Linked DNA regions of Mus musculus: regions 1 and 2 are each linked to region 3. The links are chromatin loops, found by intact Hi-C in ENCODE. Cell type or tissue: gastrocnemius. All regions are shown on one strand. Each heading gives the region's core, and the rest is flanking DNA. Links, peaks and the distances in the headings are about the cores only.

Region 1 (9,775 bases), core at 1-8,000, 80 kb after region 3:
ACTGTCTGTTCTTCCAGAGGTCCTGAGTTGAGTTCCCAACAAGGAGGCTCACAACCATCTAAAACATGATCTGATGCCCTCTACTGTTCTGACATTCGGGCTCTATATGCAGATAGAACACTCATATACATAAAATAAATCTTTAAAAAAAAGAAAGATCTTTGGAAGAACAAATATCAATGAAACCTTATATAGAATTATGGGAATTTGATCCCCCTGAAACCTGACAAGGGCAGCGATCCCTCGCCCTAGCTTCCCGACAGACGGAGGCCTCACTGTGTCTGTCACACCGCCTCGCTGTTTTGCTTGCTGTCTGGGTTTGCTGTGTGGAGCATAAGAGCCCAGAGCAACTGTTAAAAGCAGCATGACTATCAGCGGGTTTCTGACCCACGAATAATCAAGACCTTACCTGAAGAGTGACCCAGAATGACAGCTCTACTCACAGGAAACTTTTTTTTTAATTTTATTTTTTTTACTTATTCACTTTATATCCCAATCATTGCTCCCCTCCCTGCCCCCCTCCCACAATCCTCCCCCCATCACCCCCCTTCTCTGCATGGGTGGAGGCCCTCCTGGGTATACCAAACCCTGGCACGTGAAGTCTCTTTAAGGCTAAGTGGGAAGCTAACTTTTGACGCAGCATCTGGAAAACCTGAGGATAATAACGTTAACTTTACAAAGTATTTCCACCCATTTCCACTGTGGGTATCACTACTTTTACAGACAATGAAATCTATGCACAGGGTAGTCATGTGACTTTCCCTATAAATCACACATCGTTAAACCTCAAAGCAAATCTTCTCCCAAGCCTGTGCTTTCTCATGTTCTACTGACCCAACATAGTGCTACACAGATGTCAGCAAACATCAAAACATACATCTCTCTAGCAGCCAGAAAGAGGACAGTTGACCCGGAACTCAGACTTTAATGAGATGTGACTTGGTACTGAAGAAGCTAGGACTAGAACAGCTAAGGTCCTTGGAAGGAAGGAAGGAAGGAAGGGAGAGAGGGAGGGAGAGAGGGAGGGAGGGAGGGAGGGAGGGAGGGAGGGAGGGAGGGAGGAAGGAAGGCAGGCAGGCCTGGCTGGCATGAGAGCAACACAACTGGCTAGGCTACTACAGTGCAGGCAGAACTAGACACAGCTCTGTAGCACATAATAGAGTCATGGAGTTCTGATGGCAGGTCCACACCACAGGACAGTGACTGCAGCGGCTCTAGGCCTGTGGCCCACAACTGACTAGTAACCAGGACTTAAAAAGCTGAAAATGAAGAGGATAAACCCATGGTTTTTCAAAGGTGGGGGCAGAAAGAACCTTGGGGGCTGGCAAGATGACCCAGCTGTTAAGAAGACACTTGGGCTGCTGAGCAGGACAACCCTTCTTGCAGCTGCCCTCTGATGCTCTCAGCCACAACCCAAAATTTAGCTCTTCTCCATAAACCACACAGCCAGTGACAAAACAAAACAAAACAAAACCCATCACTTTCCTATCAGCTGCTCACTGACATTTCTAAAATGTAACTTTCTTCCGATGGAGACCCACTCCTCTGTCCCAGCAAATGGTAATTCAAGTGGGAAACAGCTCTCCCTCACTCATGTGCTGCCTGCCAGCTATCACCTCATCAAACTGGAACATTAGCCAGATCATAATATTCCAAGAACAAATCCTTCAAGGCCTTCAGAGAAAATCCAAAGCCCCACAATGAGCCACAAGGATCAGTCACAGTATTTGAGCCCTGGTTATCTCTCCAACCTCACTCCAGCCCGCCCACTTTGCTTTGCTGCATACCACACAAAATACACCTTCTAGGCTTGCCAGGAACCCCTTCTGCTGAAGGCCTCTCCCTCACCCAGGCCACTCAGTCAGCTTTCTCCAAGCTGTCTCACACCACTGCACCATATTTTTCTTCACATTACATCACCAGCTGACTTTGTTTCTTTTCTGACACAGGTCTTCTCTGTGTAATGGCCCTGGCTGTCCTAGAACTCACTCTGTAGACCAGGCTGGCCTTGAACTCATAAAGAACTGTCTGCCTCTGCCTCCCAAGTGCTGGAATTAAAAGTGTGTACTACCACCTCCTGGACTTTTGGTGCTTTTTAAAAAAAAGGCCAGGAGGTGGTAGTTCATACTTTTAATTTATATGAATGGTGTTTTATATGCATGCCTCCAAGTGTGTCTGTGTGAGAGTGTCAGATTCTCTGGAACTGGAGTTACAACAAGGTGAGAGCTGCCTGATGGCTGCTGGGAAACACATGGCTATTCCTCCCGTTTCTGCCTACCCTCCCCACTTCAGTTCTTTTACAATGCATTTTTAACCTCAGGACCCTCAAAGGTTAAGCAGCACATGTGCAAAATTTAGCCCCTTCGATTTTGGTACAAGAATAACGGTCTACTTCCCAGTTCAACTGATGCTCAGTTTCAGGGGTGGTGGAGTGGGGGCAGAATCTGTTAAGAACACTGTTTCTATAACATGAGAAAATGGGAAACGTGCTCCACTCGGAAGATGCGGGTTTAGTACAGTACATGGCATCATGGAAGGGGGTACCTATGAAAGTGTGGCAGCTTGTCCAATGCTCAGGAGTTCACTAAGACTTGGAAATAGTCTCTGGGGCAAGTCAGGGTCCGGGCGTTCTTTCCCTGGCCCCTTTACCCTATATATAATAGTCACATGACAGTCCCTTACCTGAGCAATAGGAACCGCACACAGTGTCATGCCAAATCCAGTCAACACAGTTTTGTGCCATGGTTTTATCAATTCTGAGAAACAGCGTTTCTTAGAGTTAGCCAAGACAGGAAAACGCTGTCTGTACCTGGAAACATAAGTCAAAATTTAAAAAGCCCAAAATCAATCTGTAAAAGGCTCTGTGGTCTGCAGGAGTTTTGGACCAAGCAGTAAATGAGACTAAATGAGGAAGTGCCCGCAATCTTCTAAGAAAATAAACCACAGGACGGCCAGTTAAGTCTCGGCACTCGGGAGTCAGGGGCATGCGATCTGAGTTCCACGAGCGACAGGTCAATGCGCGTGGAAGCGTCCCGCCAGGCGGAGAAGTTTCAAAGTCGCCGCAGCCGATTAGCAACTTGACGCCAACGTAAAACTCTCCGGAGTGCGCAGGATTCAGCTTTAGACCCCGGGACCTGGGTTCCAGGTGTCGCCAATGGTCGCCTCCAGCAAATCCCGGGAGCGAGCCGCTGTCGCCGGTGGCCGAGTTTACGGGGACCCGTGCTCTCTCTAACAATGCGCTGCCAGCCAACGCCGTGGCCCGGCTGTCCCTCAGTGTCCCTGGGGACCCCCCAAAGCCAGCCCCCGGGATGCGTGGGAGGAGAACCACTTTCAGGCGCCCGTCCCTGATGGAGGACGAGGGACGAAGGCGGGGGCCCGCCTCTAACTTCAGAAGAAGGCGGGACGCGGCAGCACCACGGCCCGGGGCCGACGCACTGGCCGGCACGGCGCTCCCGGTTCCTCTCCGCCGCCGCCCGCCCTCTGCTACCGCGGCCGTACCTGAACAGAGAGCAGACGCTCCGAGTCACCCAACTTCTCAGAGCCGCCATCCCGCGGCGGACCGACGCCGGACGCACGCGCCGGAAGTGACGCAGCATAGCAAGCAGAAGCGCAAGCGAGGCGGGGCCCAAGGAGCCCGGAGCTTCATGGTCACGCCCCCAGAGGAGGACGCGGTTGCGATTGGACAAACGGAGTGGGCGGGGCCGGGACACCAGGAAACCGCTCTAACGGTCGCACCTGGCTTCCAACCGCTCCGACTTCGTCGCCGGTCCCCGCAGGCTCCAGTGCACGGGTGCTGAAGCCGGGTCGCGCGCCGTGACGCGGGCAGCGGGCTGGGGGGCGAGGCGAGGCGGGGCCGCTCCTGGAAAGGGAGACTGTGTGGCCAGGGAGGGGAAGCTCGGAGCCACGGCGAGGCGCGGTGGGGCGGGGCGGAGCAGGGCGGGGCCGGGGCGCTGTCACTTCAGCACCAAGAAGTAGGTGGTCCAGCCGGCCAGCAGGAGCGCCCCGATGAGCACAGTGTAGCTGAGGAGCACGAAGGCGAGCAGCTCCCGCAGCAACTGCAGCACGTGGATGGTGGACGAGGTCTGCATCGCCCTGCAGAGACCGGGAGCCTGAGCACGCACAGGCTGCACGCAATGAACAGTACTCTTCCAAGGCCAAGGAAGCCCAAAGTGCTATTCTCCCCTACACTGAAAGTCTAAAGCAGTAGTTGCCCCCCACTCTCACTGGCACTTGAACTCAGACAAGGGAAGGAGCCTGGTCTTTTCCAGTCCTGACTCTGTATTAGGCTCCAACCGCCCTCTCTTCCCACCATCTCTTGCATTTTTAATGGAGCTGGTGCCGCTAATGGGCTAGTGGAAGACAGTTTTATTTTCCCTTCACTCAAGCCGCAGCCCTGTCTATGGCCCTGTCTCATAGTGGAGGGGAAGCAGCAGGACATTGCTCATTCCCTCCGTCATTCCCCTGGCCTTGTCGATGATAGATTTTAAGGATTTTTTCTTGTGTGTGCCCCCAGTATGCTTGCCTAATAGCCAGTCAGGATTAAAATTGAAGGGTGTCAAGTGATGGGTACTAACTCGATTTCACTCATATCTTTCTTGATATGCTTTATGCATCTGCCCTTAGCTAATTTCACCTCAGATGCTAAGAGTCACAAGCTAGCTCAAATTCATTGCTGCCTTGCCTAGCAGTTACCATCAATGGCAGCCTCTAGTTTCCCACTCTTCCCAATTTACTTACTTGGCAAAGTTTCCACGACTCTTCCACCTCCACAGCTTCCACAGCCGCTCTCAGGTATGGTGAAAGTAGACTTGTACGCACTCCAGAGATCTGGGCAGAGCTGAGAGGTCTTCAGGCAGCTGGAGCACTCAACAACTAGGTGTGGTCTAGCGACCAATTACAATCTCTGTGTGGTTTCTGAGCTCCCAGGGAGCTGCGCACAGGCAATGCCAGACCAGGCGGGGCATTAACAGCCCTGCCCGCCCTCTGCCTGCATTACCTCCACAGCCTACAGGATGAGGCATCAGCAGTTTCCAGGACTTCTGACTCAAATGGGCTGAACAAGTGGTACACTAGGGGGTATTTCAAGCCCCTTCTTGTCTTGCTTGTCTAAATACTACAGACAGGCTGTACTTCCAATACTGCTAATACTGAGAGCAGCCCAGTTAAGTCTGGGATCTGGCAGAACCACTACACATTCACCAAGACTATCTTAGTAATGGAAAAGCTGCTGTTTTAAGAACGACAAGTGTGAACATGAATATGTGTGTGTGTGAGAACCATAGATGATAGCCCCAGAGCACGTGATCCTAATTTACAAAGTTTAGCAGTTTGCAAACTCAGTGCCCAGGCACTTTCCCAGTATAGCCACTTCTAAATTCAACGACAAAGGTGAGGCCCAGAAGGAGCCAGCTGGGAAAGCACAGAACATGTTCCCGTTCTGATGGAACAAAGGAAAAGTGACCAGGAATAGACAGCGCATCCTTCTGCTTGTACTCGATTATAAAGACTATTATTGACCTCTGAGAAGCAGGCAGTGTGGATGGCAACCCTTTTATAACATCATCATCCAGAAGCAAATGGCTGCTTAATGTAATCAGGATCTCTTATTATCAAATTATTGCCTGGGCGAAGTCTGGGCAAAAACGGGGGCAGGACATCTACACACAGCTCAAGAAGCCAGGGAGTAGTAATTGCTCCCCCAGAGGCCTGGGCAACTAAAGGGCTCCATGTCCTGCCTCATCACCAGAAGGACAGGATGCCTGCCGGGATGTATACTACCACCCAATAACCAGAGTGACAGATGAAAGGGCCAAGTTGTTCAAAACAGGCCTCTCTTCCCTCCTCGCTCACACTTCAAATGGATCGATCCCTCAAGGCAGTTCTGTGTCTTATATTTAATAGCAATCTGCAAACCTGCAAGCTGGGGTATTTTATAGCAATAGATTAACTGAAGCTAAGAAACAGGACATGGGAGCCGACAAGGTGGCTCAGTAGGTAAAGGAGCCTGCTTTCAAGCTTGATGACCTGGATTCAGTCCTCAGGACTCAAATGGTGGAAGGAGAGAACCAACTCTTTGAAAGCTGTCCTCTAGTTTCTACAAGTGTAAATGTGTGTATGTATGTATGTATGTATGTATGTATGTATGTATATATATATGTATATATATGCATGCATGTATATATAAACATACTATACATACACACACACTACATAAATAATAAAGAACTACAACATGGCATAAAATTCACTGTAATCCATCTATAAATGATGAGAATTTTTCCATACTGCCCTTTGCTTCCACAGTCTGGCAAGGTGTCCTCTATGCATCAGATCTGAAAGTACCACTTACAACCTAGAGACAACACTGTGTCTGTATTCCCCTCTTTCCTTTGCTTCAGATACTTAGTTCATTTTGCTGTTTCAAATTTCCTGTGCATTAAAGAAAGGTTCAGCATCTTTGGCCATCAGGGAAATGCAAATTGAAATGAGTCCATCTTACACCTTTTAGAATGGCTATGATCAAAAACATAAGTGACAGCTCCTGCTGGCGAGGATGAGGAGCAAGGGAGCACTCCTCCACTGCTGGTGGGAGCGCAAACCTGGAAGGCACTTAGGAAGTCAATACGGTTTCTCAAAAAATTGGAAATCAATCTACCACAAGACCCAACTATACCATTCCTGGGCAAATACCCAAAGGACACTCCATCCTATCAAAGGGACACTTGCTCAACTATGTTCATAGCAGCTTTATTTATAACAGCCAGGAATTGGAAACAGCCCGGATGCCCCTCAACCAAAGGATGGATAAAGAAAGTGTGGTACCTTTATGTACTAGGGTACTGCTCAGCTGCTAGAAAAAAACAATGACATCATCAAATTTGCAGGAAAATGGATGGAACTAGAACGAAATCATCTTGAGGTGACCCAGACCCAGAAAGACAACCATGGTGTGTACTTAACATAACTGAATATTAGCTGTAAAGTAAAAGTTATAGTCGACAGACCCTGAGAGACTAAGCAACGAGGAGGGATGGGGGTTGGGGGCACATGGATCTCCCTGGAAAGGGGAAATAGATTTCTTGGGTGGGGGTATGGGAGCGTTGGGGGATTGGGAACAGGAGGGATCGGGGCAGGGGGAGGGAGAGAGAAAATACTGGGACAAATGAGTAGAATTGGGGGGCATTTCAGGGGCGAGGTGGAAACCTAGTGCAGTGGAAACCAATGGACTCTACAGGAGCAACCCTAGCAAAGACTCTGGTATGGGGAACACGGAATCTGAACCAGCCATCTTCTGAAACGAGGCAAGCCCTCAAGTGAAGGGACTGAGACACCAACCCAGCCACAAAACCTTCAACCCACAGTTTGCCCTGCTTGCAGAGTGTTCTAGGACTTGAGCCTAGCAGAATCGTCACCAAAGAAAGGAGAGCGATCTCATCCAGCGGCTGTCTGAAGCAGATGCAGAGTCCTTCAGCCACACACACATTAGGAGGTACTCGGGCATTCTTCAGAGGAGGGGGAGAAAGGATTGGAGGAGCCTGAGGGGTCGGAGCATAGCGTGAGATCATGGCCCACGGAATCAACTGATTAGGACTCAAGTCAGGAAGTCTGCAGGGGTCTGACCTAAGTCCCCTGCATATACCTTACAGCTGAGGAGCTTGGTGTTCTTAGGAGAATCCTAATAGCGGGAGCGGGGACTGTTGTGACTCTCCTGCCTACACGGGGGACACTCTTCTTCCTGCTGGACTGCCTTGTTCTGCCTTGATGTGATGATGGTGTGTGCCTGCTCTTATTGTAGTTTGTTATGCCATGTTTGGTTGATGTCCCTGGGAGACTGGCTTTTTTTCTGAGGGGAGTTGAGGCGGGTGGAACGGGGCAGAGGGGAGGGGAGGTAGGGTGAATGGGGGAAGGGAACCATGGTTGGGATGTAGTGTATGAGAGAAGGATTACTAGTTTGAAGCAGGACTTAACTCCAGGCCAGTCTGGGCTACACAGGAAGACCCTGACTCGACAACAGATGTATTTTTGCTGGAATTCAAGTCTGCAGAAAACAAACACTTCCTCCTAGGGTCAGGCCGGCAGGGCCTCTTTCTTTTTCTCTCTGTGTTGCTGAGGAGTAAGCTTAGGGCTGTGAGCATGCTAAGCAGCAGACTACACAGCTAAACAAATCCCTCTCCCCCATAGCTTTTTTTGTACAAGGTCTCACTGTTTAGCCCAGCTGGCCTTGAGTTCTCAATCTTTCTGCCTTAGCTCCTGGTGGTGGCGGTAAAGACATGCCACTGTGTCCTTGTAGCTACCTTCTATGTACAACGGAGAACAGAGCAGACCAGCACGCCCTGATAATCACAACCCACCTCTAGTGCAAGCAGAGCTCGAGTGGAACAGAGCTCACATGGAGGCCTTCCTGGTTCTCCACACATGTCCCGATTTAATCTTCCCTTGACCACGTCTCTCTTGGTCTCTATCAATCCATTAGAGTACCCAGTTCTTAGATTTAAGGTGATGAAAGAATGTGTAAATTGAGACAGAAAATAGCATCTACAGAGACGTCTTTAATCAGGACGGGCAGTGCAGCAGAGTGGTCCTCAGACTCAGGACAAGTCCAGACATGGGGTAAACAAACCACCCTGTCTGAGAATAAGCCTTCCGTTCCCACAGCCTTTCTCAGTGCACGCTCTTAAGAGACAAAGGCAGCTTTGAGCACTAAGGGGACTTACATCACAGGGCATAATGTATGATACCACCACTTTGTGTGTGAATACAGAGGAAGCAAGTGTGTGGTTTTTCAAAAAGGTCTTCTGCTGGGTACATTTTTAGGAGTTGACCTTGCTATGCTCTGAGAAAGCAAATATAGACTCAGAAACAAATGCAGACACATGAGATTAGAACTGAGTGTCTGTTCACTGGACAAACACCCACGCCAAGGAGACGTGGACAGACTTGTCCTGAATCCCTAGAGTGGAAAACACTGAGGACAAGGTGGATTGCAGCCCCTGGCAGCTGAAACTACCCATTGCTGGGGCTCAAAGGTAAAACTAGTCTCCCTGGAGTAACAAGAATCTGAAAAAGAGTCTTCTAAGTTAAGAATGATTTCCCATTTGGGAATGCCCCCCACACCGCCTGACTCTCCCAATACTGAATTAACGCCACGAGAAGCAAATATCATCTTTGCCATCCTACATTCCTAGGTTTTTTTCTTTTAAATACCCAACTCTGGTTACTTATAATGTGCAGTGTATTGCTCCTGATTCTACATGAGAAAAACAAGAAGAAAATATTAACCATAGAAACTGCACCTGGGCAAGGACCAGGACCGGCTGAGACAGGCTAGCTTTTCTGGAGTCTTGAGTGATGACAGGAAAGCCATCAACGTGGTCCCCCACTTGGTGCTCTTAGCTCCTTCAGATGCTGAGATGATCAGGAGGCCATGCCTGCTCTGCTTCCGGCCGTGCTCCACTCCCTGAGCACTGGTGCTGCTTGTCTCTTGTGACTGACACTGACCGAAGTGCACTGACCACCTGAGTATTTTCAGGGAAAGGGGGTGTGCAGAGTTGAGTACAGCTAGAGGGCTAGAGAGCTGTGTGTGGCAGTTACCACGGAGACAGAGCTTCATGATATTGAAAGAACAGAAGAACTGCCCATGGAGGACATGGAGGAAAACAGAAGTCCCGGCAGGAGCGCCTACCCTGGTGAGTCCAGGAGTTACCAACATGCACGCTCAGAAGTGCCTTTGGAAGGTTAGCTGGAAGAGGCTGCCTGGCGCTCAGCTCACTCTTGA
Region 2 (9,245 bases), core at 185-8,184, 59 kb after region 3:
AGAGAGGAGGGCGAAAGAGAGAGAGAGAGTGGGGAGGCTGGGTTCAGCCTGTGGGTTCAAGGAGAGCCCTGGCGTGACCATGACAGGCAATGTGATTCCCTGGTGCTTGGAGCTAAAGTCAGCTTGCTCTGTAGTTTGTAGCATCAGGCAGAGCTCTGCCTTTTCCTGTGTCTTGGTCTCTATACTGGAAGCCTCAGGGTTCACCTTTGCCAGCCAATCTTATTGGCTCACACCAGCACACTCTTTCTTCTCTCATATTGTCTAGAGCAGTGGTTCTTAACCTTCTATTGCTGTGACCCCATAAAATAGTTCTTCATGCTGTGGTGCCCAAAACCCCACCCCACCCACAACCATAAGATTCGTAACTTTAACTTTGCTACTGTTATGAATTGTAATATAAATAACTGATATGCAGGATATAGGATATACAATCCCTGGGGAAAGTTTGCTAGACTCCAAAAAAGGTCTCAACATACAGGTTGATAACCACTGGTCAAAAAAAAAAAAAAAAAGAAAAAAGAAAAGAAAAGAAAAAAAGAGCTGATAAGCTCCCTATGACTGGAGCCATTATGGCTCGGAAGAAAGACTTCCAGCTCAATATGTCTGGATGCCACAGCCTGGTGCATCCTCACCTCACTCCCTTAGGCACGCTCCTACAGTGGCTTGCAGCATGCATGTCAGTGAGGGGTGATCTAGAGGCACACACTAGGCTGATAGCTCACCCAGAGAGAGGTACAGAGATGGCCATGAGGCAGGAAGGGCTCTGGGAGTCCATGAATACAGGCTGTATGAATTCTGGAGAGAAAGGAGAAGCAGGCTCAAGAGATAATAGGATAGAACAAGGTGTGTGGTCAGCGTGCTGTCCCTCTGCTCGCTGACCTTCTAAACCATTTTGGCCAACCTCCCAGGCCCCAACTCGTCTCCCTGGACCTGGGCTTCAACAACTTGACGGACCTGCAGAACATGATCTTGGGACTCAGTACCCTGAGGCACCTGAGGCTCCTAGTACTGCAGGGGAACCCACTATCTCTGGTGCCTTACTACCGTGGCTTTACCATAGACAGCCTGGCACATCTTTGTGTGCTGGACGACATCACCGTGTCTCCCAATGAGAAGCACCAGTTCCGGGGACTCAACATTCACGGTGGTAGGTACAGGTGATAGGTACAGTTACACATCCCCAGCTTCTGCCTTTGCCCACGTCCTAGAAACTAGCCAGCCGCTCCCCATTTGGCCTTGACCCTGGGCAGGTTCACAAAGCTACCTTGGTTTGGGCTTTTTCTGTGGAGGACCCCCTCTGGTAGGGATTTGGGGGGGCATCTTCTGTTCTTTGTGGATCTTGTTTCTATGATGGCCTGAGATCACCCCCTTGTGGCTCCTGGTATAAGGTGCATCAGAGCCTTTTGAAGGTCTGAGTCACAGTGCTGGCTGGCAGTACCTACAGCCCCAGGCACCAGCTGACATCACAGATGTCTTGTCCTCTCCCAGAACTCTCTCTCTCTCTCTACACCGCACCTCTCCACACCCCCATTTAGCAGATAGTAAAACAAGGCTTCACAGCATCCACTGGCTAACCCTTTAGTCCCTCCGACAGAGCTTGGCAGAGAGCTTCGATTCTAACTCTAGGGGTGGGGTTGGGGTGGGTGTCTGGGTGACCCATGCTTCCATCCAGCCCAGCCGCTCAGCCCTGGTGTTACTCCTTGCAGACCTTTTGGCACGTGAGGCCCAGTTTGTGGTGACGATTGGAAATGTCAGAGGGGTTCTGGACAGCTCTATCTTGGACCCGGAGCCGGGACCTGACGGCCCTTTCATTAGCTACAGCTATTATGTGACCTATGACTTTGTGGAAGATGAGGACATGGAAAGAAATGTTAGTGGGCTAGTAGAGGCAACACATCATGACAGCGTTCTGGATGAGGTATGTCCTTCCGGTCCCGGGAACAGAATGCACCCACCTCACACAAGTCTACCGGCTTTGGTGCGCACACAAAGCGGCTTCGTAGGGTCCAAGAAGGACTTTATAGAATCATATCCCTCCCCGTGCAGGGAGTTGGGTTCTGCCTGATAGCCCTTTCCCTAGGCAGGTCGAGTCTCAGCCATGCCCACTTCCTGTCCCTGTTTCAACTGACCCTGACAGGGAAGCAGCACAGAACGTCGTCCCACTCTGCCCAGCTCTGTACCTGGCCCCACTTGAAAAATTTTCACCATGTTCCCTGCCCAACCTCTGCATCCCAGGCCAACCCCAAGGACACCACCCAGGCAGAGAAGTGTTCTCTGTTCAGACGGCCTTTGTTTCTGCCTCCTTCATCCTAAGCTAGTGCATCCGGCCCTGCTTTCGGTTCACATAGGGCTGGGATGCGCAGCTTAGTGCTAAAAACTCCTGCCTGGCCTGCAGAAGACCCTGAGTTCCCATCTCCAACATCACCCAGACACTTCCCCGCATCAGCCTACACTCATTGGAATAACAGCCTAACCCGTGTTCTGTCTTTGCTGGCAGATCGACAAGCATTTCTCTGGCACCGATGAGGAGGACCAACAGGAGGATCCCTTAGACGGCCGCCACCGCCACAGAGGCCGTCAGAGGTTTCACCCAGGCTCGACGGAGGAGATGTCCAAGGAGCTGTCTGAGTTCATAGCGAAGGAGATGAGTCAGATGGCAGAAGGCTCGGTTGAATCTGGGATAACAGAGGTCGACTGGTCGGAGACGAGCATTTCCATCCACTCTGCGCCCCTGCCACAGTCAATCGACTCTTCTGAAGAGCTGGCCAAGCTGCGGCCAAAGATAGACATCCAGCTCTGTCCATCCCCAGGGTAAGGGTAGGAGGCGGCTGGGAGGGTGCATGGGGCACCCGAGGTTGCAAGCCAGGGCTGCCCCCTGGCAGCTTCCATTGATCAAACCGGTCAAACCACAAAGAGCCAATGCCTTCCTAGTAGCTAGCTTGTAGGCTGTGAGCTAGAGGTAGGTATGGGCTTAGCCACAGACCTTTCTTTTCTGAAGCCCTAACCTTCCACTTAGTCTGACTGAGTCGTCGTCCCCCCCCCCCCCCCCCCGTTGCCTGGGGAAACCGAAATTCTCTGAAAGATTGACTTTCCTTTCAACAGAGGGCAACAGTGCTGGGATTAAAGGCGTGCACCACCACGCCCGGCTGCTGATTTCGTTTTTAAACTTTGGAGTTGAGCAGAGTTGCACAGACCTTCAATTCCAGCATTTAGAAAGAGGTGGCAGGGGGATTATTTCAAGTTGGAGACCAGCATGGCTATTTAATGAGTTTCAGACCAGCTAGGATTACACAATGAAACTTTCTTTTGAAAGCAAAACCATGAGGCTGGAGAGATGGCTCAGTGGTTAAGAGCACTGACTGCTTTTCTGAAGGTCCTGAGTTCAAATCCCAGCAACCACATGGTGGCTCACAACCATCTGTAATGAGATCTGACGTCCTCTTCTGGTGCTGCCTGAAGACAGCTACAGTGTACTTATGTATAATAATAATAATAATAATAAGAAGAAGAAGAAGAAGAAGAAGAAGTAAATCTTAAAAGAAAGAAAGAGAGAGAAAGAGAAGAAAAGAGAAGAAAAGAAAGCAAGCAAAACCAAACAACCCCCCCCCATGGGTTCTAGTTGGTCAGCAGCAGATTCCACACTGAGCATGCCCAGAAGGAAGCACCTGCTCAGACGTTTGTCTCTTTGCCCGTGTTCCTTTCTGACCCTTTGGTTCCTTTGCCTTGCCCAGATCCTGGTCCCTCATTGTGATTCTCAGTTTCACTTCACCAAGCCAGGGTTGTGAGACGCCAACACAAACACAGTCTAAGATAAGGGTCCCAGCCCTTGTTTCTCTGGATGAGAAAGATCGGGGCGGGGGGGGGGGGGGGCTGGGAGGGGCTGGGGTTCTTCAATTCCTGGGCACCCAGAGGCTTCTGGGAACCTTGAGGAGTTAGGAAGAGGTGGGGGTGGGGCTCTCATCTGCCTGTGGGGCACCACTGGGGACCTTGAGTTGGGAATGGTGGCCCCATGACCTCAAGGAGTTAGGAACAGGGTGACGGGGGGGGGGGGCGCTGACCTTGAAGAGTTAGGAACAGCCTCGGCCTACCATGAGCATGGGGGTGGAGGGTGGCAGGATGCTGCTTAGCTCAGGGTAAGAGCCTTGTGCAGGAGACTTAGACATGGCTCTGTATGACCGAAGGCCTCTCCTAAGGTGGTTCTTGATGGAGGAGACAGTCCTTGCTTGTCCAAACTGTTTATTCCTGGCAGATGGGGATGTGTGCGATGTACTCAGGGTGAACCAGAGCTGAAATACCTTTTGTGGGAAGGGATGCCTATGAAGGGAAGCTCATTGGCCACACTCGGAGACTCCTAGACACCTCATTAGCATGGAGAACTCTAGGCTCTGTTACCTGACCAGTTGTCACTGTCTTCTCCTCTTCGTGGGGTGTCGTGGTCACATGCTCCACGACAGGAATTCGGTGAGGGGGGGAGCTAATTTGAACCCTTGCTGTTCTCAATTAGGCGTTGTATTGGGGTTCTGAACTTTGCTACTCACTGCCTTACCAGTTCTTCTGTCTGGTGGCACGGTCCACCGTCCCACCCACCACCCCATGTGAGTGCTCGCTTTCTTCCCGGGCGTCCCCTTAATGCCATACATGTCTCTCACTCCCAAGGACAGTCCTCTTCAACACGGTGCACAAGCCCTGGTCAGATGTTATTCCCTGCACCTATGAGATGAAGCACACCCTCAAGGAGCTGATCCGGGTCAAGGCCTTCCTGCTGGCTGGGACTACTGTGAGCATCGTAGAGGAGAAAGTGAGCAGGCCAGAGGGTTCTGGCCTCCTATTGGCTGGAGGATCCTGTGTCCGCATCCTCTCCAATGACCCCTTTTCCCATCCTGTTGTCACATTCCACCACCCCACCCCACCCCCGCCTCTCCAAGCCCTTTCCAGAAAGGACAAGATGGGTGGGGGGTGGGGATGGGGGGGTGGGGGGGGCAGTAGCCGGTCCGCTGCTCGGCTGAGGGTGGAATCTCGTTGTCTAGATCCTCTCCTGGCCTGTGGTACCCACTCCCGTTGAGAGTCCCTTGCCTGCCAAGAAGGGGAAAGACAACAATAAAAAGAAAGAGCCTGCTAAGGTGACGGACGGATGGCAGGACCTGTGTGGGCCACCTCAGGGCAGGGAGGGAGGGGAGTGTGGCACAGTGCCCTGCTCACAGCTGTGTTCCTGGCCTTGCCCACAGGATAAGGTCCACAAGAAGAAAAAGGAGCCGCCCAGGGAGCTGCGGCAGGACCCCCCTGTGCTGACGGTGTTGGGCAGCGGGCTGGTGTACCTGGAGCCCTTGCTGGCCGGGGAGGCAGTGGTATCCACTGTGTGTAATTTCGGGGTGGTCCGAACCCTGGAGACAGACAGGCTCACACATGCCAGGGTATTAAGGGGTCCTTGCTCTTGCCCTTTTGTCTCCGCCTCTCCTCTTCTTTAGGGGAAGCTTGGTGGGCCAGGCAGGGATGGGGGTGTGGCCGGGAGTGGTGGCACTCTGGAGGGGCCCTGGTTGTACAGCAGAGCTGCTGGGCACTTTGCTGGTACACTGACATGGTGACACCTCCTCCTCCAGTTGTGGTCCAGATCAGCCACCTTCCTCATCAGGAACCTTCTCCCCCTCCCAGTTCTGGGATGAATTCACGGCCCTGGGAGGGGTGGGTGTTCTCCAGTGTCGGCATCTGCTCCAGCAAACGCCTGGTTTTGTGGTTCTTTCTCTCAGGATTCAAAGAAGGTAAAGAAATCTCTCAAGAAAGGTAAGGCCTGCCAGCAGCCACAGAGGGCGGGCGGGGTGGGGGCAGAGAGCCTGCCAAGGGGCCGTCCTGGATACAGAGCCTTACGGAATGAAAGCACTGAAGATCACTTCCATCTGGCACAGAAGCAAGTCCAGAATCTTCTCTAGAGCCCCCGAGCACGGCTGTAGGTTGTGATGATGGGGGAAGGTGCTGGGTGGGGGCTGGGCTGGGCTGAACCAGGAGGACTTATTCTGTGAGCCCCCACATTTCGCAGCTAGGTAAGTCTTCTATCCTTCCTTCACCTTCCACCAGCCCCTCCCTCCTTCCCTTCCCTTCCCTTCCCTTCCCTTCCCTTCCCTTCCCTTCCCTTTCTTCCTTCCTTTCTTCTTTGTTTCTTTCTTCCTTCATTTCTTTCTCTTTTTTTCTCATAGTCTACACTGGTCCGGAACTCAGGATTCCACCTGCCTCAGTTTCCAGTGTGTTAGAATTGGGGAGAGGTATTGTTGTTATTGTTGAGTCAGGGTCTCTGTCTCCCTGTAACGGCATGGAACTCACTATGTATACCAGGCTAGCCTCGAACTCACACTTAGTAGGGTGCCATTAAAATATTTGGAGGTTAATTTATAGCATTCAGTGCCTTTAATAGGAAAACTTCAAGCCAGGCATGGCACAAGCCTGGGAGGTAGAGGCAAGGGGATTGAGAGTTAAGGTCATCCTCAGCTACATGAGTTTAAGGATAGCCTTGGCTACATGAAACTGTCTCAACAAACAAACAAGAAAAAAAATCCACAGCAAACAACCCCTTAGAACAGAACAACAACAAAAACCACTTAAGAGGTGGTTGTTCTTGTAACTCCCAATGACGGGGAGGCAGAAACAGGCATTCAACCCCGGACTCAATGGCCAGCCAGCTTAGCCTACTCATTGAGTCTCGTACCAATGACAGACCCTGTCCCCCAAAAAAGAAAAGAGTTGGATGGCACACCATAGTGGGCTGTATGGACATGTCTGTGACACCTGACTGTGCGGATAACCGGTAAGATCTTTGAAAACATTTCGTCTTTTAATGATGGTTGCAGCTACAGTGTAACTGGGGTTATGTTGCTGCACACATAAGCTGAGGAGGGGAGCTTCTCTTTAAAAGTTGCTAAGGATCATCCCATGAGCCCATGCTGGCAAGTGTTCCAGCCCTGAGCCCCAGCCCAAAGGGAGTATTCTAAGGGATTTCAAATAGGGTTTGTGAATATTCTTGAATATTATGACACATTTAGTAAGTGCTAAGTTTTTGGTCTGTCTGTCTTTCTTTCTTTCTTTCTCTTCTTCTTCTTCTTCTTCTTCTTCTTCTTCTTCTTCTTCTTCTTCTTCTTCTTCTTCTTCTTCTTCTTCTTCTTCTTCTTCTTCTTCTTCTTCTTCTCCTCCTCCTCCCTCTCCTCCTTTTCTTCTTCTTCTTCTCCTCCTCCTCCTTCTTCTCGTTCCTCTCCTTCTCCTTCGCCTCCTTCTTCTCCTCCTTTCTTCTTCTTCTTCTTCTTCTTCTTCTTCTTCTTCTTCTTCTTCTCCTTCTCCTCCTCCCTCTCCTCCTTTTCTTCTTCTTCTTCTTCTTCTTCTTCTTCTTCTTCTTCTTCTTCTTCTTCTTCTTCTTTTTCTTCTTCTTCTTTTTCTTTCTTCTTCCTTCTTCTTCTTTCTTCTTCTTTCTTTTTCTTCCTCTTTTTCTTCTCCTTCTCCCCTTCTTCCTTTCTTCTTCTTCTTCTTCTTCTTCTTCTTCTTCTTCTTCTTCTTCTTCTTCTTCTTCTTCTTCTTCTTCTTCTCCTCCTCCTCCTCCTCTTCCTCCTCCTCCTCCTCCTCCTCCTCCTCCTCCTTCTCCTTCTTTTTTGTTTTTTTGAGACAGGGTTTCTCTGTGTAGCCCTGGCTGACCTGGAACTCACTCTGTAGACCAGGCTAGCCTCAAACTCAGAAATTCACCTGCCTCTGCCTCCCAAGTAGTGGGAGGTGTGTGCCCCCACCTTTTTGGCTTCTTTTTTATACTAGGGCGTATAAGTGTATATGCTGTGTGAGGCGCATGTGTAGGAGTCAGGGGACAACTTGCGGGAGCTCTTTTTCTCCTTCCACTGTGGTGGAGGGAAAGGGTTTGAACCTGGGTTATAGACTTGGCAGCAAACACCTTTACCTGCTGTCTCACCAGCCTTTCCTCTCTCTTTTAAGGCCAGGTTTCATGTAGCTTAGGCTGGCCTTGAACTTGCTATGTAACTGAGGATGGCCTTAAACTCCTGATCTTCCTACCTCTATATTCTAACTACAGATGTGCACCGTCACTCCTGGCTTCAAGATTTTTTCCTTATTAAAAAACCATCTCAGCCGGGCATGGTGGCGCATGCCTTTCATCCTAGCATTTTGGGAGGCAGAGGCAGGCAAATTTCTAAGTTCAAGGCCAGCTTGGTCTACAGAGTGAGTTCCAGGACAGCCAGGGCTACACAGAGAAACCCTGTCTTGAAAAACAAAACAACAACCAAAAAGCAAAAACAAAAACAAAAACAAAACAAAAAAGAAACCATCTGGGAGGTGGAGGGAAGAGGAGAAAGGCCAGCCTGGACTACCTAGTGAGTTCCAGGACAGCCAAGCCTTCAGCGACCCTGTCTCAAAAACAGATCACCACCAATGAAAAGAAAAGAAAAGAAAAGAAAAGAAAAGAGCACTGGGGCTCAAACCTAGGGTTACAAAAAGTCCTCCAGAAATTGAGCTACAGCCTCAGTGTCTTTTTTCCCTTTTTCTTAACTTTTACATGATTTTGTGTGTTTATGTGTACACGTGGGCTGTGGCTTGCATGTGGAAGTCAGAGGGACAAGGGGGTCCTGGGGATTGAACTCAGCTCAAGTTGGCGGCAAAAAAAAAGCAGCCGATTTCTTTAATTTTCTTCTCTCTTTCCCTCTCTCTCTCTTTCCATCCCAAACGCATTACCCCCCCCCCCCCCGCACATCAAATCTCTGCAGGATTAGGGGGAACCTTGTGGGGGGACTGGTACCACAGTCAGGCTACAGCTTTAGGGGAGAGCCTCTGCTACATTTGTTGGGGGGACCTACATGGTGACTGAGATGCACTGTATGCTCGTTGGTTGGTGGCTCAGACTCAGAGCTCCCAGGGGTCCAGGTTAGGTGAGGCTGTTGGCCTTCCTGTGGGGTTCCTATCCCCAGCGGAAGCCTCAATCCTTCTGCGGAAGCTTCAATCCTTCTTCCAACTCTTCCCCAGGAGTCGTCGACCTCCGTCCAATATCTGGCTGTGGGTATCTGCATCTGCTCAGTCAGCTGCTGTGTAGAGCTCCTCAGGGGATGGTGTCAGGGATTGGTGCTTGCCCATGGGATGAGTCTCAAGTTGGCTGGTTGTTGGCCATTCCTTCAGTCTCTGCTCCATCTTTGTCCCTCCATTTCTTTTAGAAAGGACAGATTTGGGGTCAAAAGTTTTGTGGGTGGGCTGGTGTCCTTATGCTTCCACTGGGG
Region 3 (10,124 bases), core at 1,186-9,185:
CATATGAACTAAAGATAGAGTCTTACTGTCTCAACCCATCAGGCCTAGGAGAGAGAGGTCAGCACTGGCCCAGAGCAGATGGTGTAAGACCAAGTAGAAAGAGTAATGACCATGTGTGTTAGACACCAAGCAGAAGGGGCTCGAGCATCTCAAAGCTCTCATTAGTGCTATCTTTAATGTAAGAGTATGCCTCAAAATTCTCCAAGAATTGGATCCTGGAAAGATGACTCAGTGGTTAAGAGCACTTGATGCCCTTCCAGAGGTCCTGACTGCAGTTCCCAGTACACACATCAGGTGACTCCGGTTCCAGAAGACCTAGAGCCCTCTTCTGGCTTCCACACATCTGTCTGTCTCTCTGTCTCTGTTTCTGTCTGTCTGTCTTTCTTCTCTCTGTCTCTGTCTCTCTCTGTCTCTCTCTGTCTCTCTGTCTCTCTCTCTCTCTCTCTCTCTCTCTCTCTCTCACACACACACACACACACACACACACACACACACACACACACAAATTTATAAATAAATCCAAAGAAGTTCTTGTACAGTAAGTTGAGAGCACTCACTAACTAGGCTAGTAACAGGCAACATGAGCTCCCTGGTGGCACAGCCATCTTGGCAGTTGAGTTTCCCAGGTGCTATGCCAGCAGCTACCTCAGCAGCTAAGTGGGATCACTTCCTCAGATGGCTTGAGATAGGCTAGAGGTGACTGAGAATAACACAAGTGGCTAAGACCTGTTGCGAGGTAAAGTGTCTAGTTTCCATTGTTAATCTGTATTAGTCTAGGCTGCCTTGAATTCAGTCCTCTGCCTCTACCTCCTGAGTGTAGGGATTAAAGATGTGTGCTGCCATGCCTGGCAACATAGCTTTTCATGTTGAATTATAAGAAATTTTAAGAGTATGCAGGTTCCCAAAGAATACAGGAAATACATGTCTGATCACCCTCTTAGCATGTCTTCTAAGCCCAAATATTGTCACACCCCACTGTCCCCATATGCTCTAAAGAAATCCCAGAATGACTGTTCTGTCAAGCCTGGCCTATAAATGGTTCAATTCAGGGCTCTCCAGTCTGGAATGATTTGGTTTGCATTTTATTTTCTGAAGAGCCACTGACTCTTTCTCTCTTTCTTTGTCTTGTTTTCCAGTGGGAAATTAGTGTCTCCAAAGTGGAAAAATTTCAAGGGCCTGAAGCTCCAGTGGCGGGACAAGATCCGGCTCAACAACGCCATCTGGAGGGCATGGTATATGCAGTGTAAGTGTGTTGCCTGCCAGGCAGATGGTGTGTTATGCTCCAAGGGACCTCAGTTCTGTGGCATCAGAGCGCTACATCTTGGAGCATCTTGGGTCCATAGCCTGCTCTTTTCAGTAGAATCTTTCATACATAGTCTATGTGATGAGAAATCAAGCTACAACACATCCCAGGAAGCAGGGCAGTCACCAGCCATCAGGCAGTCACCTAACAGAGAGTCTTGAAGGGCAGACATGAGAGCCTCCCTGACCACAAATACATGCTGGGTACTTGGCCCTCAGGTGTAATGGGTTCTTTTTAGGAGAGATGGGAGAATGTAGCCAAGAGGTGACATTTGAAGAGCCAAAGAACAGTTTCTATTTCCAGCAGTTTAAGAAGACATAGACACTGCTGTACAGCTCTTGTCCTTGGTTAGGTTGAGAATAGGAGGATGCAGGCTTCAGGAGCAGGGTGGGCTCTTCCCACTTATTGGCTGCCTTTGTGTTGATGAGCAACTTTATTTCTTACTCAGATATTACTGCCATTCGTTGCCTTGGGCCTGCATGCTTTTATTTCTCAGAACTCTACATTTCTCCAGTGGTAGAAGGAAATAACATTCCAGGGTGTAGCAGTTTGGGTAGAGCTCCATCAGGGATCTTGGTACAGTTATGATGTCTCTCTTCTCCCAACCCAGATTTGGAGAAGCGCAAGAATCCTGTGTGCCACTTTGTCACCCCACTAGATGGCTCTGTTGATGTAGATGAACACCGTCGGCCAGAGGTATTTAACCAGCAAGTAATTGAATAGATGGTAGGTAGGAAGGAGGATATTGGGAAAGGAAAATTGCCTTTATTTCTGAAGATACAACCCACCAAAGGACCAAGCTCTTTGACAGAAACTGTAGAGAACAGGGAAGCCTGTGCTGTCCTATTACTTAGCATGACCTGGAGGAGGAAGGGTAGCCTTCAACGGTTTCCAGCCCGCAGAGATTCTATCCTTAGGCAAACTGACCTTACAGGGCCTCCTTCTCTGCGTTCACTTAAAATTGGTATTTCTTCTGAGAGTTACTCAGGAAGGACTGGCTCTGGAGCAATTAGTTAGCTGTAACTCAGAACAAGAGCTCTAGGTTCCATCCCCAGGACCACAAGCAAAGCAGCCACTCTAGAAGAAGTTAGGGAGAACCAAGCTTCTCCACATCAGCTGGAGACACAGCTTACTTGGTAGAGTGCTTTCCTAGTGTGCACTAAGCCCTGGCTTCCATTTCTATCACCACACAAACTGAGCATGGTGTCAAAAGCCTGTAGTCCCAGCATTTGGGATAGAGAGTCAGGAAAATCAGAAGTTTAAGGCCATTCTTGATGCATAGAGAGTTTGAGGCCAGCCTGAACTTCATGAGACTCTATCTTAAAAACAAACAAAAAACCCCAAAAACCAAGCCAAACAAACAAAAACTTAAAGATAGGAGATGAGAAGAGATTAAAGAAAAAGTGGCTCATTTTTATTTTGTCTTATTATTTTGGTACTTCTAAAGGGCAGAATCCAGGGCCTCTTATATGTCAGGCAAGGTCTATACCATTGAGCTATACCTCCTCCCTAAAAGTAAATTTTAAAAAATGTATATTAAATTTATTTACTTGTGTGTGTGTGTGTGTGTGTGTGTGTGTGTGTGTGTGTTTGTGTATGCATGTGTCACAGCATGTATGTGGAGGTCAGAGGACAACTTTTGAGAGTCCTTGCTTTTCACCACATGGGTCCCAAGGATCAAACTGAGATCCTCAGGGTGGATGAGAGGCACCCTTACCCACTGAGCCTCTCACCAGCGCTCATTTTCTCCCTTTGAGAACATGGCAGCTGCTGCTGAAAGGGGCATTTGTGGGCCACCTGTGAATTTCCTTAGCATCCTCGGGCATCCCTTCAACGCTCTCTGAGTACTGTGTGCTTTCCCTGTACCCAGTGCAGAGTCACCCCTGGGGTCCTACATTTTAGCTAGGGTGTGAGAAGAGGTGTGCTTAGTGAGTGAAGCTGTAGTTTCTCAAACAACATGGGCATTTTCTGACCTAGAGAACCCTCTGAGGCCACCTTAGTGATGTATCCTGGGTATTCATGGGCTGTGATTTGATCATCATCCAAGACCTGCTTTTCATTTTGGCCTCTTGGTTGTAGGCCATCACCACAGAGGGCAAGTACTGGAAAAGCCGCATTGAGATTGTGATTCGAGAGTACCACAAGTGGAGAACCTACTTCAAGAAAAGGGTAGATACTGGCCAGGGCTCCCAAAAGAGCATGTTCTGGAAGCTCTGGACTGGGGGTGGGGGTTGAGGAGATGGAAGATGGGAGGATATTCAGGATGTGGCCTGAGACTCCACAGCTGCCCCGTCAGTCATGGAACATGGAGCAATATTCAACATTTTAAGCACCAAGTAGTGGCTGTGGTTTCCTCAGTCATAAAAAGAGCTGTTTCCTTCTTTGTGCCCACATCCATGGGATGGCAGCCAGCAGGATCCCATTCCCCAGCTCACTTCCCAGAGAATTCACTCACATATAGGGAGATGAAGTCTGGCATCTCGGAGCTCTTAGTGGCTGCCTCATCTTGCTCCCTTTGCCCACAGCTGCAGCAGCACAAGGATGAGGACCTTTCTAGCCTGGCCCAGGTAAGCGAGCTCGAGATGCGGCTCTGTCTGTCCGTGTCTGAGTGAGTCCTGGAGTGGGAGGCCAGACACAGGACCAGCTCCTCACATGGAGGTCCTGCAAGTGCCCACGAAAGCCGGCACGCTCTGGTGGGTGGGTTAAGGGAACAGCTCTCAACGCCTCTACCCTCTTGCTTTTTTCAAGAAGCAGCCTTTAATGCACGCCAGGACTGAGAAGATAATTCAACTGCCCTTTGATTCTTCTTCTCCTCTGTTGGTGCTAGGACGATGACATGCTGTATTGGCATAAACATGGGGATGGCTGGAAAACCCCAGTCCCCATGGAGGAGGACTCACTGCTGGACACAGACATGCTCATGTCAGAATTCAGCGACACTCTCTTCTCCACACTCTCTTCACACCAACCCGTGGCCTGGCCCAACCCACGAGAAATAGGTAAGTGTAGTCTCTGTCCTTGGACAGCTGGCTTCTTTCTCAGTGAGGATTCCTCTGGGCCAGGCTTTGCTTCAGGGCACCTCTAAGCTGCTGTGTGGCACTTAGTTAGGCTAGGCAAGAAAAGAAAAAGATTGTTCAAGCTCTTTATCTTAGGGTCCTGTGCAGTTGCATAAGAGGAGCCTGGGACTGAAGCCTTACAGAGGTGGTCATTGTTCCTTTAGTCCCACTGTGAGAAAGGAGCAGGCTCTGATCCCAACCCATTTTATATTTATGTTACTGCCTAAGTGTGGGATATGTCAGTACCAAAGCCTAGGCTGTAGGGTGGGCACTACTGCACATGGCATTCCCCACCCGAGGCCTTCAGTCTTGAGTCCTCAGGGAAGAGCTGCAAGTGAAAGTGAGAACAAGGATGGGGCTGTGTGGTGTAGAGCAGGGTGGAAGGTTAGGCTACTCATAGCTCATGGTGATCCCAGCACTGTCTGTCTTTTCTGCCTTCCGAGGGTAGAGAGAACATATCTAAGAATAGCCACAAACCCCTGAGGATGTAGACATCCCAGCCAGCTTCCTACCGTTTTTAGGAGGACCAGGAGGATCTGTTCAGAACTAAAAGTATATTTTCCTTTGACCTTATTTGAGGTAAAAGTGTCCCCCTCTCTCACTTGGAATTATTGCAGCACATCTGGGAAACGCAGACATGATCCAGCCAGGCCTGATCCCTTTGCAACCCAACCTGGACTTCATGGACACCTTTGAGCCTTTCCAGGGTGAGGGCAGAGGGTAGTATCATGCAAGGATCTCCCTTGCTCGTCCCATATCAGACTTGTGCCTTTGTTAGAGAGAGAACAGTTGGAAATTGGTGTAAAAGTGGGGTGGGGCTTATAAGTTTTTAAGACTGAAAATGATGTTGGTAGTAACTGCAAAGCCTGGGAAAGTTTCCTGGGACATTGGAAGGAAGTTGGCATCTCAGTGAGTGCTTTCTTCCTTGATTGTCAGCAGTTCCTCCACTAGACAGCAGAGGGCACTGTGACACAGCCACCACCCAGCAATGTTTCTGTATTTAGGTCAGACTCCCAGAGCTCTGCCTGGAAGCACTTGGTGTTTCAAGTGGTCCAATCAGAGCCCTCTTTCTACAAAACAAGTTATCTGGGGAGGCGGGGTTTGGGTCCAGACCCCCGTTTGTGTGTCATAATTCCAGAAAATGCTAAGTTCATGGAGTTCAGAAGACTCCCGTGTTCTTTTCCAGATCTCTTCTCCTCCAGCCGATCCATTTTTGGCTCCATGTTGCCTCCTCCTTCATCATTACCTGCCGCAGATCCTAGCAGCCCACCTTCTCAGGTAGAGAAAGCTGGGGAGCAGGCATGGCAGGTGCAGGGCTAGCATCAGACTTTACACCCAGAGCTAGTCTAATGCTGTAACCATGAGTTAGCCAGATGCTGGGGCCACTGCTCCATCCAGTGCTGGATATACACGCCTGTGCAGAGAAGTTAGAGAACCCTCTGGGGAAGCATCCTTAACTCCCCACAAGGCGGAAGACTAAGCCAACAGTTGTTTTCCTCCGTAAGGTCCATGTGAGCTTTGTTCACCAGCTCTTTCCTAAGACACGTTTAGTTGCAGAAGAAAATTATGGATCACTAATAAAAATATGTCGTATATTTTTTTCACTTTTTCCCTAGCAATTACTAAAAGGTACTTGCAGGTGTTGTGCTGAGAGCTGAGTGGGGCATAATTCTCTGCCCTGGGGAGCTCTCAGGTTCGTGCTGTATTCAGTTAGTCACCCAGGAACCTGGCACCTCGCCCACCTAGTGCAGATAATCATTTCTTCTCTAGAGACTGAGATCTGTACAGGTGATTCCTCATAGCTTTTCCACTCAGGAAGAGCTGGTCTGACTGGAAGTCGATACTTGATGCTGTCCTGGGGGAACCCTGAGCAGCTGTGGCCTAGGCCGCTTCTGCTCTGTAACAGAAGATACCAGGGTCTGTAGGTAGACCTCAACTAGACTCTAGAAACCAGATATCCCGAGGGTGCTACCCAGCTTTGTCTGAGCTCTGTGTTCTCATTAGTTCCTAATGGAAACAAGAGCCCTGCTGGCACTGGGGACTCAGGTCTATTCCCCCTACCTAGCAGTTTGGCCCGGGAGATAGCACTTCTGTCCCTTGGTCCCTCATTGCCCATGTCCACAGTTAAGCTTTGTACTATGTAGGGCTAAACAGTTAAAGATAATTATTAAGTTGTAGCTTTGTTTCTTCATGTCTCTTCCTTCCTTAGGGGAACATCTTGCCAAATACAGCTCTCCCTCCTGCGAGCCTGCCCAATAGCCTCATTACATCTTCTGCAGCCCCCTCCCTGGATCCCACAGAGGGCCAGGGTTGTGAACGCACATCCCAAACGGTGGACCCGTTTATTCAGCCTGCAGACTTTGGTCCCTCTGAGCCACCACTGAGTGTCCCACAGCCCTTCCTCCCTGTCTTTACGATGACCTTACTTTCCCCTGGCCCCGCCCCAGCACCTGTTCCAACTGCATTGCCCTTAGTTCCTTCGCCTGCCCCTACTCTAAACCCCCCAACTCCACCAGCTTTCCTGCAGCCACAGAAGTTTGCTGGAGTCAGCAAATCCACCCCTGTTATTACCCACACAGCCTCTGCAACCCTTACCCATGATGCTTCTGCCACCACCTTCAGCCAGAACCAGGGCCTTGTTATCACAGCACACCATCCAACCCCCTCCTCATCCCCCTGTGCTTTGGCACTGTCACCCGTACCCCAGCCACCAGCCGTGGGACCTCCCCAACCTCATTTAACTTTTATACACCCCAAACCTGTGTCCTTGACTGGAGTGAGACACAAGCAGCCCCCCAAAATAGTGCCTGCTCCTAAACCTGAGCCTGTCTCCTTGGTGTTGAAGAATGCCTGCATTGCTCCAGGTGAGTTGGTTGGGGGTGTGGTCAGCCAGAATTGCCTAGGGAGCAATGTTTCCCTTTCTCTAAGGCTTTACATTGGGAAGAACTCCCTTCCCACTTAAATACAACAAAGCAATATGGATAATTCAGATGTGCAGTTTATCTTTCTATTCTGTATGTTTCAAAAAGTAGTATGGTCAGGCTGCAGAGATGGCTCAGCAGCTAAGAGCACTGGCTGCTCTCCAGAGGTCCTGAGTTCAGTTCCTAGCAACCACATGGTGGCTCACAACCATCTGTAATGGAATCTGATGCCCTCTTCTGGTGTGTCTGAAGTCAGCTACAGTGTGCTCACATGTATTAAATAAATAAATAATTCTTTTTTTTTTAAAAAAAAAAAAAAAGGTCTTGATCTGGGTGTGGTGACCCGTATCTGTAAACACAATGCTTGAAAGGTTGCAGCAGGAAGAATTTGAACTTGAGGACAGTCTGAGTTACAGAGTAAGTCCCAGGCCGGCCAAGGTTATATAAGGTGACCCCAGTTAAAGAAACAGTTAAAATTGCGTGGGTGAGATGGCTCAATAAGTGAAGGCACTTACTGCTAAGTCTAACAACCAGAGTTTGATCCTCGGGATCCACGTGGTGGGAGGTGAGAATCAGTTTCTACAAGCTGTCCTCTGACGTGTGCACAATGGCACGTACATACCTACACACATGGGCATGCATGCACACACACATACCGCACATATACACCACACACACGCTACATAGAATAAATAAAATATAATTTAGAAGCTAAAATAAATAAAAATAAGAGTCTTGAAAACATGATTTGAGAACACTTGGTCATGAGTGTCTCTTTCTAGGGGTTATAGTATCAGTCTTTCAAGTAAAAAGTACAAAAATCTTCCAGTTGCCCTGGGGCTTGGTCTCCCCGCCCTGTTGGTGAGGAACCACATGCTTCACCAGCAGGGTGTGTGATGTCCTGTTTTCCTGGCTGGCTGCAGCTTATGAGTTTTGTTAGTAACAGCCAGGCCTCTACAGGGTCAGGCCCTTACCTTCACATCTCTTCATCCCTACAGCTGCCTTCTCAGGCCAACCGCAGAAGGTGATCATGACATCAGCTCCTCTGAAGAGAGAAGGGATTCTAGCATCTACTGTGTCCCCATCCAATGTGGTCATTGCTTCTGCTGCCATCACCAGGGTAAGAGAGCTGGCCTAGGCAGTCCTCTAGTGTCTTCTCATCTCCCTACAGTGGCCAATGTAGCTGTTCTGCTCTGCTCTACATCAGTGGTACAAGATCTCTCTGCTGTGTCTCCACAGGCTTCTGGAGTCACGGAGTTCCTCAGCCACAGCACGAGCAGCCAGCCTAGCCCCGTCTCTCGACTCTTTTCTCCAAGTACAGTGCAAGACTCCCTGGTGAAGGGCGAGCAGGTCTCACTGCATGGGGGTAGTCCCCAGGTCCCTGCCACGGGCTCTAGTGAGTATTCACCCAAGTGGGGCAGTCAGGGCCTCGTGGGAAATAAGCAGATTGTTCTGGGTTGAGGAGGCCATTCCCAGGCTCCCATAAGCAAGCCTGAGCCTACAGAACCTACCATCTGCTCATAGCACAGTCTGGGGAAATGCTTACTGGGAAGCCGGATAGTGGTAGCCACACCAGCAGAAAGGGAAAAGAAGGTGGCAGGCATGTCACAGCATGGGTAGCTAGGACGCTCAAGACACCACACTCAGAAGACCAGGCTTGGGCTGGAGAGATGGCTCAGCAGTTAAGAGAGCCAACTGCTCTTCTGAAGGTTGTGAGTTCAAATCCCAGTAACCACATGATGGCTCACAACTATCCATGATGAGATCTGATGCCCTCTTCTGGGATGTCTGAAGAGAGCTACAGTGTACTTATATATAATAAATAAATAAATCTTAAAAAAAAAAAAAGACCAGGCTTGCAGCGGCTTACCATAAAAAAAAAAAAAAAAATGGACTGAAGAGTTCTTGTCCACAGTCTGGAAAACTTGAGCCTGGGATTGCTGTAGCCATGAAGCCAGCAGTAGGCTCCTAGTTACAGCATCCTCCCTCCTGGTTTCTAAACTACTGCAAGTCTGTGGCTATTTTCATGTCTTACAACTGAGAACAGTCAGGACAATACTGGTTTTACCTGTTGACTTGTGGAGTCAAAGGTCAGGGCTAGGAGTCCTGTGACATCAGTATTGGGCTACAAGTAGAACTTGGGTTCCTTCTAGTGCCATACTGGGAAGACAGCTGGAGACATGCACATATCAGCACAGTCTGTCCCTGGGCTGCACCTTAACCCCATCTCTTCTTAGCTAAGACCAGGCTGCGCCTGATGGTCTTACTGGGAAGATAGGATAAGAAAGGGTTTCCAGCTGACAGGGCTTGGTGCACTTGTCCAGCAGAAGGTTTTGAAGAATGGGACAGACTCAAGACATATGTCAGTTTTAAAGTTATCCAGGGAAAGGAAGCTGCCCTTGCCTGTGGGACTGCAGAGCGAGCCCAGCATACAGAGATGTGCACTGGAGCCTGATTATCCAGGAGAAAATTTAGTAACTGGAAGCATTTGGTAGAATAAAGTGAAACGCACTAGGGACATTCTAAGAGGACCTTGGAAATTACTCCTAAGAGACAGCAGTGAATGGGACAGAAGCCTGTGTGATTTGTAATACTCTAGTTTATTCTGTGTGGGTCAAAAGGTAGTAGTACTTTTTATTTAACATTTTCAGAGTGAGTGAGAAAAAGTAAATATGTAGATTTTAAGGAACAAAATTAGAGCAGATACCAATGTGCTAAGCACGGGAACTAGGAGCTGTTGCTTTAAAAGCCTCTAATGGCCCTGGCTGCCTTGAGGTGGCAATTTAGGGCCTGGGTTGGCAGTTCAGCCTTTCCTCTGAGTAGTTTGATATCTGGGATGGGGCA

The links. Hi-C counts contacts between places; a loop is a spot of excess contacts. Peaks named below come from ENCODE experiments on the same cell type or tissue, not always from the same donor. Only the 100,000 strongest peaks of a DNase experiment are listed, where the experiment ranks them.
Region 1: a loop joins it to region 3, with 9 times the contacts of the local background. A loop is called at or near these places in 4 of 42 quality-filtered maps.
Region 2: a loop joins it to region 3, with 5 times the contacts of the local background. A loop is called at or near these places in 29 of 42 quality-filtered maps.

What each region holds. Positions count from the first base shown.
Region 1 is chr5:123,520,573-123,530,347 of GRCm38, forward strand. Diablo (diablo, IAP-binding mitochondrial protein) reads right to left here and starts at 3,592. Exons shown (of 6, transcript NM_023232.3): 1 at 3,499-3,592; 2 at 2,683-2,809. The coding sequence starts at 3,548. It overlaps Mir7647 (microRNA 7647), which reads right to left and starts at 2,123; the gene lies at 2,065-2,123. Vps33a (VPS33A CORVET/HOPS core subunit) reads right to left here. Exons shown (of 13, transcript NM_029929.3): 13 at 8,185-9,775. In gastrocnemius, for the core only: a CTCF peak has its summit at 4,064; a DNase peak (open chromatin) is centred at 3,629; H3K4me3 peaks cover 2,123 bases; H3K27ac peaks cover 1,370 bases.
Region 2 is chr5:123,498,520-123,507,764 of GRCm38, forward strand. It overlaps Lrrc43 (leucine rich repeat containing 43), which reads left to right. Exons shown (of 12, transcript NM_001033461.3): 5 at 909-1,147; 6 at 1,707-1,918; 7 at 2,498-2,811; 8 at 4,657-4,798; 9 at 5,028-5,120; 10 at 5,226-5,411; 11 at 5,745-5,778. Among named protein-coding and RNA genes, the nearest start is that of B3gnt4, 5.3 kb to the right of the region's middle. In gastrocnemius, for the core only: a CTCF peak has its summit at 1,374 (motif pointing left); DNase peaks (open chromatin) are centred at 1,389 and 5,165.
Region 3 is chr5:123,438,900-123,449,023 of GRCm38, forward strand. Mlxip (MLX interacting protein) reads left to right here. Exons shown (of 17, transcript NM_133917.3): 2 at 1,137-1,243; 3 at 1,914-1,999; 4 at 3,383-3,472; 5 at 3,829-3,870; 6 at 4,131-4,302; 7 at 4,977-5,066; 8 at 5,546-5,637; 9 at 6,569-7,223; 10 at 8,279-8,400; 11 at 8,520-8,676. Among named protein-coding and RNA genes, the nearest start is that of Il31, 39 kb to the right of the region's middle. In gastrocnemius, for the core only: CTCF peaks have their summits at 1,222 (motif pointing left) and 1,942 (motif pointing right); DNase peaks (open chromatin) are centred at 1,229, 1,948 and 5,335; H3K4me3 peaks cover 241 bases; H3K27ac peaks cover 1,859 bases.